Linked DNA regions of Homo sapiens: region 2 is linked to region 1. Evidence: read pairs that join two places in POLR2A ChIA-PET (ENCODE). Cell type or tissue: B cell. All regions are shown on one strand.

Region 1 (5,000 bases):
AAGACCTTTGCACAGCTATTCCTCTTGCCCAGGCTGCTCTCTCCCACATCCTCCCAAGGTTGGCCCCTTCTTTGCAGCTGTCAGGTCCCAGCTCAGTGCCATCCTTAGTGCCACCCATAACTGGCTATCAAGAGGGGAGCCCTCTCCACCACCACCCCTGGCTCTATCCCTCTGCAATCACCTTGCACCACAGCCCGGATCTCTACTGAACAACCTTGTGTATCTGGAACCTTGTGTATTCTTGCCTGACAAGGATACTGGCACCCTGAGAGCAGCACTTTCATCTGACCTGCTCACCTTAGAATCCTCAGGCTGGGTGTCGTGGCTCACGTTTTAATCCCAGCATTTTGGGAGGCCAAAGTGGGAGGATTGCTTGAAGCTGAAAGTTCGAAACCAGCCTGGGCAACAAAGCAAGACCTCACCTTCTCTCTCTCTCTCTCTCTGTCTCTCTCTCACATACACACACACACACACACACACACACACACACACACATTAACCAGGCATGTGCCTGTGGTCCCAGCTACTCACAGGAGGCTGAGGCAGGAGGAATGCTTTAGCCCTGGAGTTAGAGGCTACAGTGAGTTGTGATCTTGCCACTGCACTCTCCAGCCTAGGCAACAGAGCAAGACCCATCCCTAAAAAAACAGAATCCTCAGAGCCTAGAATGGGGCTGGGCACTCAGTAGATGCACCTGGTTTTTCTTTTTTTTTTTTTAATTTATATTTTAAATCTACATACAGTCGTGTTTGCCTTTTTAGGTTTGCTGTTCTATGGTTTTTCACACTTGCATACTTTTTTTTTTTTTTTTTTGAGACAGAGTCTTGCTTTGTTGCCAGGCTGGAGTGCAATGGTGCAATCTCAGCTCACTGCAACCTCCGGCTCCCTGGTTCAAGTGATTTTCCTGCATCGGCCTCCCAAGTAGCTGGGACTACAGGCACGAGCCACCATGCCCAGCTAATTTTTGTATTTTTAGTAGAGACGGAGTTTCACCATGTTGGCCAGGATGGTCTCGATCTCCTGACCTCGTGATCCACCCACCTCAGCCTTCCAAAGTGCTAGGATTACAGGCGTGAGCCACCACACCCAGCCCACTTGCACAGATTCTTATAACCTCCATCTCAAACAGGATGGAGAGCAAGTCCAACCTCTCTCTGTAGTCAGACCCTGGCCCCATTCTTAGCCTCTGGCCACCATCTGCTGTCCCTTTCTATAGCTCTGCCTTTTCCAGAATGTCGTATAAATGGAAACATACATTGTGCAGCTTTTGAGACTGGCTACATTCACTTGGCATAAATGCCTCTGGGATTCATTCTGTCATTGCGTGTGTCAGTCGTTTGTTCCTTTTATTGCTGGAGCACAGTCCTTGTGTGATCCTACCACAGTTTGTTTGTCTGGTATATTTTCTCTTCATGATGGATGTTGAATTAACATGAAAACCTCTGGTTGTAAGAGCGACAGCATACTCTAGACCAAGTACACTAAATCGCAGTGATACTCCCTGCACAAACAGCCATTCTGTTTGGTAATTTACAGGATTACAGTTTGGTAATTTACAGGAACCTGCATGTCTTAGAATGTTTACCAATGAATTACAACTTTTAAAATGATATGCAAGTAATGGCCGGGCGCCGTGGCTCACGCCTATAATTCCAGCACTTTGGGAGGCCGAGGCAGGTGGCTCTCTTGAGGTCAGGAGTTCGAGACCAGCCTGGCCAACATGGTGAAACCCCGTCTCTACTAAAAATACAAAAATTAGCTGGGCATGGTGGCATGTGCCTGTAATCCCAGCTACTTGGGAGGCTGAGGCACTAGAATAGTTTGAACCCGGGAGGTGGAGGTTGCAGTGAGCTGAGATTGTGCACTGCACCCCAGCCTGGGAGACAGAGCAAGATTCCATCTCAAAAAATAAAATGATATGCAAGTAATACAAGTAACATTCTCCTGGGAAGGACCACCATCTACAGCAGGAGATTCAGAAATGAAAATTTCTCTTTTCGTCTTTCTGTCTATCCCACCTCATATGAGGTAAGCACTGTTAGTCATATAACTTGTGTCCTTCTAGATCTTTTTAAGGCCCCTTTACCTATTTTATAGTATGTATAGCTGGGGTTTTTTCAACATAAATTTATTCTGCAAATATTTGAGAGCCTACTGTGTGCCAGGCACTGCAGATGTTGGCTTTCTTTCTTGGAGACGGTACCTCTTCTTTTTAATGGCAGCATAGTTTTAGAGCTAGGATGCACCATAAGGTACTTAATGATTTTCCTGTTGATGAACATTTGTTTCTAAATTTTTATGACTTAAACTAATGCCACTGGGGACAGGTCGTCAATATACCTTTTTTTTTTTTTTTTTTACAGCTGTGCTGAGATCTGTTTTACATACCGTAAAGCTCACCCATTTGAAGTGTATGGTTCAGTGGGTCTTAGTATACTATCTTCACAGAACATTTTCATCACTCCGAAAAGAAGAAGAAACCCTGAACCTGCCATGAACAGCCACTTGCCCTTCCTCCTCCCAGCCCCGGGCAACTGTGAATCCACTTTCTGTCTCTGTGGATTTGCCTGTTTTGAACCTTTCATATAAACAGAATCACACACTATGTGGCCTTTTGTGACTGGCTTCTTCCACGTAACATAATGTTTTCAGGGTCCACTGTCCATCCGTTTACAGCATGTGCCAGTGCCTCGTTCCTTTTTTTTTTTTTTTTTTTTGAGATGGAATTTTGCTCTTGTTGCCCAGGCTGGAGTGCAATGGCGCGATCTTGGCTCACTGCAACCTCCGCCTCCCGGGTTCAAGCGATTCTCCTGCCTCAGCCTCCCAAGTAGCTGGGATTACAGGCATGTGCCACCACGCCCGGCTAATTTTGTATTTTAATAGAGACAGGGTTTCTCCATGTTGGTCAGGCTGGTCTCAAACTCCTGACCTCAGGTGATCCACCCGCCTCAGCCTCCCAAAGTGCTGGGATTACAGGTGTGAGCCACCGCGCCCGGCCGCCTTCGTTTATCCATCCATCAGTTGACAAACATTTGGGCTGTTGCTACTTTGGGGCCATTAGGACAACGCTGCTGTGAACATTGGTATCCAAGCATTTGTGTGGCCATGCACTGTTTAGCACATGTCTACTTCTGCAGGATGAATTTTGAGGAGGGGAAAAAGACCCCACTTATAGCTAGCTCTTTGTCTCTGACTGTGTAGGTTTGAACATCTCGTAAGTCTTGAGAAATGCTTGGAGGCCATTTCCTGCAGAGGCACACGCCCCTCTTGGGTGGGCTGGGGGAGGCAGTGGCAGAGCCCAGCCCACCTGCCCCAGCCACCAGTGCTCCCGGGTTTTGCATTCAGCCCCTGGCACACACTCATGGCTAACCCTGGTGCCCTTGCCTGTCTTTGACCCAGCACTGGCGAAGGAATTGGCAAAGCCACCAGGTTAATGATGCAAGCCCCAGAAACTTGCGGCATAGATGAGAAGGCAAATGGCCTCTCCTTTTGGAGAACTAAAGAGATTTAAGGAAGCTTGCTGGCTCACTCCCTCTCACCGGCAAGGATGGCACTAAACACAGTCCGCATCAATCACTGTTTTTGTTATGCGATTTATGAGTTGCTCAGCCGAGAATAAGGTTGCACGTGGTAGGAGGAGTTCTGTGTGTACCGAGGTCTCATGGAAGGACTGGATTTCTAGGGAAGAAAAGGGAAAAGGGAGTTGATGTTAAAATATCATTTCTATAACAGTAATGCAGTAGTGTTCATCTAGAAGGAGAGCTGCCACATTTGGCAAGATGCTGGGAGAGAAACAAGTATTAAGTACTTGGTTAAAATGACAAACCCCACAAATATGCCCTGGAATGAATATAGCTCATAGCAGGAGGCACTCCCTAAAGGGCTTAGCAACATCACAAATAGCGAAGAGTTTTTGAAATCACAAATAGCAAACAGCATAACTGCTTTTAGTTTCAGATATTTAAATCTGCAAAAAATCAGTAAATTATGTGGGTTACGTTATAATGGTGTGAATTACAACGATGACGCTAATGAACATTTATGGGCATTTTCCGTGTGCTGGGCTGGCCATTAAACTCCACACTTTGTAGGACTCCTCTCATTTAACACAACCACCCAACACAGATAGAAGTATTTTCTCCGTTTATGGACAAAGAAATGGAAGTGCAGAAAGATTTAAGTCCCTGGCTGAGGTCACCCAGCTAGAAACTGGAGGACCCAGGAACTGGACCCAGGCACCGGACCCAGGCACCCTCGCCTAGCCTCCTGTTTTAGAGCTAGGATGCACCGTAAGGTAGTTAATGGTATTCCAGTTGATGAACGTTTGTTTCTTATTTATGTATTTATTTATTTTGAGACAGAGTCTCTCTCTGTCACCCAGGCTGGAGTACAGTGGCACCATCTCGGCTCACTGCAACCTCAGCCTCCCGGGTTCAGGCGATTCTCCTGCCTCAGCCTCCCAAGTAGCTGGGATTACAGGCATGCACCACCACGCATGGCTAATTTTTGTATTATTTTTTAGTAGAGATGGGGTTTCGCCATGTTGGCCAGGCTGCTCTCGAACTCATGACCTCAAGTGATCTGCCCACCTTGGCCTCCCAAAATGTGCTGGGATTACAGGCATGAGCCACCGCCCCCAACCTCGTTTCTAATTTTTTGTGAACACCAAGCTCCGAAAGCCAAGTAAAGGGGTGACGCTGTGTATTTCAGAGCTCGATATTCCCTCTGCTTTCTTCCTCTCCTCTGTCCCCTATGCCAGATCCTCCAACTGTTCATGACCTTTGAACTTGAGAAGGGACCTCTTTTCTGCTTTATCTACACCTGCTTTCCTGGTGATCTCACCGAGGTACAAGAGTTGAAATGCATCTTAGAACCTCCAGTGTCCTAGTGTCTGCAGCCTGGCTCACTCCCCGAATCCTGGACTTGTGTACCTAGCTGCCTAGGTGGCAGCTGCATGTGGGTGTCATCTGATGGGCATCTGAGGCTTCTGTCACCCAAAA
Region 2 (5,000 bases), 710 kb before region 1:
TGATAACTTGCCCAAGATCCCACAGCTGTGACTGGAACCTGGACCCCCCACACAACTGGAGTCCATGTGCCTAGCACTGAGTCCCTCGGTCTCAGCGCTGTTGACATTTGGTGGGAGAGGGGCCTGTCCTGGGCATTGGAAGACACTCAGAAGCATCTCTGGCCTCTATCCAATAGATATCAATAACACACCAAGCCCTCCAGTAGTGATAACTGAAACTGTCTCCAGGCATTGCCAAATGTCCCCTGGGAGGACAGAGTCACTCCCCTCGCCCCCACTGCTGCCCCACACCACCCCTTAGTTAAGAACCATGCACCGGACATGCATGGTAGCTCATGCCCTGTAATCCCAGCACTGAGGCTGGGATGGGAGGATCACCTGAGCCCAGGATGTCAAGAGCAGCCTGGGCAACATAGTGAGACCCTGTCTCTACAAAAACAAACAAAACAAAACAAAACAGAAAAAAGAACCATGTGCTAGCCATTATGCTGTACTGCCTTCCTTCCCTTGCTTGATCAAACTCCCCAAGACCTGTTCCTCCCCTAGTCTTCCTACTACAGTAGAAGATACCCTAATTCACGCAAGTCCCTAAGCTGTAAACCTAGACACCACCCTGCCTCCTCTTTTCATTTCATTTCATTCCTTTTTTTTTTTAATTCTTGCCTTCCTGGAATATGAGACCTGCCTCCTCTTTTCATCCACCTCCACCCTTCCTCCTCAATGAAAATGTGAGCTGGATCCATGACTCCCAACTCCCAGTCGAGGCCACCATCACTTCTCATGGGGATGCCTTCATCAACCTTCTTTTTCCAGATCTCTCTTCTTTTTTTGTTTTTTGTAGAGGTGGGATCTCACTATGTTGCCCAGGATGGTTTCAAACCCTTGGCCTCAAGTGATCTTCCTGCCTCAACCTCCCAAAACACTGGGATTGCAGGCATGAGCCACCACACCTGGTCAGGGACCTCTTTAAACAATTGATCTGCTTAAATGCTCCAAGGATTTCCCATCCCCCCCTTAAGTTCCACACACATCCCCATAGCCATTCTAGGTAAGTACCTTCCTCCCAAACCTCATTCTTTACCACTCTCCCTCCACTCACTCCCTTCCTTCCAGAAGCTCCTTCATTCTGATTCTTCTCACCTTAGGGCATTTGCACAGTCTTTGCCCTCTCTGCCTCATGCTTCCCAGAGCTGGCTCCTCCTCCTGCAGCTCTCAGCTTTCCTTGACCACCCTCCAGAAAGCATGCCCTCCTCTTCTTCTTCCCCTTGATCCCTGGGTTTGTTTCATCTGTGACATTTATTACAATGTGCCAGCGTTTTGTCTATTTGTTTACTGTCTGGAATGGGTCTGGCCCCCTCTAAAGATGTATCCAGGTCAAATCCCTGGAAGCTGTGAAGGTGACCTGTGAACATTTTTTGGAGAAAACGACTTTGTAAGATGTAAGGTAAGGATCTTGAGATGGGGCGATGTCTCAGGGACCTTGAGATGAGGACATAGCTCAAGGACCTCAAAATGAGGAGATATCTCAAGGACCTTGAGACGAGGAGGTAGCTCAAGGACCCCAGGATAAGGAGCTAGCTCAAGGACCTTGAGATGAGATAGCTCAAGGACCTCGAGATGAGGAGCTAGCTCAAGGACCTCAAGATGAGGAAGTATCTCAAGGACCTCAAAATGAGGAGTTATCTCAAGGACCTCGAGATGAGGAAATAACTCAAGGACCTTAAGATGAGGAGGTATCTCAAGGACCTCAAGATGAAGAGATAGCTTGAGGACCTCGAGATGAGGAGATATCTCAAGGACCTCAAGATGAGGAGATAACTCAAGGACTTCAAGATGAGGAGGTATCTCAAGGACTTCAAGATGAGGAGATATTTAAGACCCACCCAGGCCATCTGGGATCATCCAGGTGGGCCCTAAATCCAATAACAAGTGTCCTTGTAAGAGACACACAGACAGACATAGGAGAAAACCATGTAAAGATGGAGTCACAATCCAAGGATGCATGTGAAATAGGAGGCAGGACTCGACTCTGGAGGTGGGGCTCAGACACTGGACCAGATTGAGGACTAGCTGAAACAGGGAAGAGGCAAAAGTGCCTCTCCATAAAACATGGCCACCAGTGCTATGTCAGTTTACCATTGCCATGGCAACACCCAGAAGCTGATGCCCCCTTCCATGGCAAAGACCTGACAACTCAGAAGTTACCACTTTATTTCTAGAAATCTCTGCATAATCCACCCCTTGATTTGCATATAATTAAAACGGGATAAATATGCCTGCAGCACTGCCTCTGAGCTGCTACTCTGGGCTCACTGCCAATGGGGTAGCCCTGCTCTGCAAGGAACAGTACCTCTGCTGCTGCTCTGCATGGTTGCTTCAATAAAACTTGCTAACACCACCAGCTTGCCCTTGAATTCTTTCCTGGGTGAAGCCAAGAACCCTCCAGGGCTAAGCCCCAATCTAGGGGCTCGCCTGTCCTGGATCATCTGGAGCCCCCAGAAGCAGGAATAGGCAGAGAAAGATTCTCCTTTGGAGCCCCCAGAGGGAGCACAGCTCTGCAGACACCTTGAGTTCAGACCTCTGGCCTCTAGGATTATGAGAGAATAAATGTCCTTTGTTCTAAGACATCCGATCCGTGGTTCTTTGTTACAAAAGCCACAAGGAACAAAAACACCACCCCCTCCCTCAAGAGGGCATGAACTCAGAAAAGTATTAACTGTGTCCATTATGTCCTGTGCTGTAACCCCAGCAATCAGTGTAGCCCTTATCACTGATGATAAAATAACATCAAATGAGTCTTCCTCCCCTCTTCCTCTCCCCAGCATTTATTTTATTTTATTTTATTTTTGAGACAGAGTCTCACTCTCTCACCCAGGCTGGAGTGCACTTGCACGATCTCAGCTCACTGCAACCTCCACCTCCTGGGCTTAAGTGATTCTTCTGCCTCAGCCTCTCGAGTAGCTGGGATTACAGGCGCCTGCCACCATGGCCGGCTAATTTTTTTGTATTTTTAGTAGAGATGGGGTTTCACCATGTTGGAGATCCACCCGCCTCAGCATCCCAAGGTGCTGAGATTACAGGCATGAGCCACCACGTCTGGCCTCTCCCCATCATTAAATAAAAAATAAGGCCAGGTGCAGTGGCTCATGCCTGTAATCCAGCACTTTGGGAGGCCAAGGCAGGCAGGTCACTTGAGGTCAGGAGTTCCAGACCAGCCTGGCCAAGATGGCAAAACCCCTTCTCTACTAAAAAATACAAAAATTAGCCGGATATGGTGGCACATGCCTATAAACCCAGCCACTCTGGAGGCCAAGGCAGGAGAATCACTCGAACCCATGATGCGGAGGTTGCAGTGAGCCAAGATCACACCACTGTAGTCCAGTCTGAGTGACAGAGAGAGACTCCATCAGAAAGGAAGGAAGGAAGGAAGGAGGGAAAGAAAAGAAAAGAAAGCAGAACAGAAAAGAAAGGAAAGAGCCGGGTGCGGTGGCTCATGCCTGAAATCCCAGCACTTTGGGAGGCCAAGGCAGGTGGATCATGAAGTCAGGAAATTGAGACCATCCTGGCTAACACGGTGAAACCCCATCTCTACGAAAATATAAAAAATTAGCTGGGCATGGTGGTGGGCACCTATAGTCCCAGCTACTCGGGAGGCTGAGGCAGGAGAATGGCGTGAACCTGGGAGGTGGAGCTTGCAGTGAGACGAGATCGCGCCACTGCACTCCAGCCTGGGCGACAGAGTGAGACTCTGTCAAAAAAAAAAAAGAAGAAAGGAGAGAGAAAGAAAGAAATTAAAATAAATATTCTAATTCAAAGAAGCCCTCAATCTCTTCTTTGCTGTTCTCAGCCAGTAATCATCAGATCTCTTTGGATTTTCCCCAAGACAGCAAGCTCACTCCCTCCAAAACTGGTTTGCCCGCCCCCAGGGCGATTCTGCCTCCCAGGGGACATTTGGCAATGTCTGGAGATACTGAGGAGAGGTGCTACTTGTGTGAAATGGATAGAGTCCAAGCATACTGCTAAGCATTTTAGAATACACAGGGCAGCTCCCAGGACAGAAAATGATCCGGCCCCACATGTCAACAGGACTGAGAATCAGAAATTCTGGCTTAAATTTAGAAGTCACTGCCCATATAAACACTGATTGCCTCCTGACATCTTATTTACCCTTCTGAGGTAACAGTTCCTCAGTTTCCTCTGTGGAAGCCACCCCAACCTCAACTCAAGGAATAGGCACATGACCCTGGCCTGGCCCATCAGAGCATGGTATTCTCCTGGCCACAGCAGCCGGTTCAGAAATAGACATGTGACCAGCCACCTCCCACCTCCACAAAAAAAGAATCATGTTCAAACAGCCAGGTGCAGTGGCTCACACCTGTAATCCCAGCACTTGGGGAGGCCGAGGTGGGCAGATCACGTGAGGTCATTCAAGACCAGCCTGGCCAATCTGGTGAAACCCCGTCTCTACTAAAAATACAAAAATTAGCCAGGTGTGGTGGCACCTACCTGTCTGTAATCCCAGCTACTAGGGAGGCTGAGGCACAAGAATTACTTGAACCCAGGAGGTGGAGGTTGCACTGAGCCGAGATTGTGCCACTGCACTCCAGCCTGGGCAACAGAGCAAGACTCAGTCTCAAAATAATAATAATAATAATAATAATAATAATAATAATAAAATAAAAAGAATCATGTTCAACGAAGGATAATGCTAGGACCTTGGCTTCAGTGACCAGAAAGCCAACCCCCCTATTTTCCATCGAACTCAGAGTGATGAGAATATAAATTTAGAGCAGGCTGGATGTGGTGGCTCATTCCTGTAATCTAAGAGCTTTGGGAGGCTGAGGCAGAAGGATCATTTGAGGCCAGAAGTTCCATATCAGCCTGAGCAACACAGTGAGGTCCATCTCCATTGAATGTTTTAATGTTTTTTTGTTTGTTTGTTTGTTTTTGAGACGGAGTCTTGCTCTGTCACCCAGGCTGGAGTGCAGTGGCGGGATCTC

The links. ChIA-PET counts read pairs that join two places held together with the same protein. Peaks named below come from ENCODE experiments on the same cell type or tissue, not always from the same donor. Only the 100,000 strongest peaks of a DNase experiment are listed, where the experiment ranks them.
Region 2: POLR2A ChIA-PET joins it to region 1 with 8 read pairs; 1 of 35 experiments calls an interaction of 5 or more read pairs at or near these places.

Annotation. Positions count from the first base shown.
Region 1 is chr19:6,075,698-6,080,697 of GRCh38, reverse strand. All of the region lies in intron 1 of RFX2 (regulatory factor X2), which reads left to right. It overlaps RFX2-AS1 (RFX2 antisense RNA 1), which reads right to left. Exons shown (of 2, transcript NR_199041.1): 2 at 3,574-3,678. Among named protein-coding and RNA genes, the nearest start is that of RFX2-AS1, 16 kb to the right of the region's middle. In B cell, no CTCF peak of the experiment used is centred here; a DNase peak (open chromatin) is centred at 2,429.
Region 2 is chr19:6,788,026-6,793,025 of GRCh38, reverse strand. All of the region lies in intron 1 of VAV1 (vav guanine nucleotide exchange factor 1), which reads right to left. Among named protein-coding and RNA genes, the nearest start is that of VAV1, 18 kb to the right of the region's middle. In B cell, no CTCF peak of the experiment used is centred here; no DNase peak of the experiment used is centred here; H3K27ac peaks cover 1,879 bases.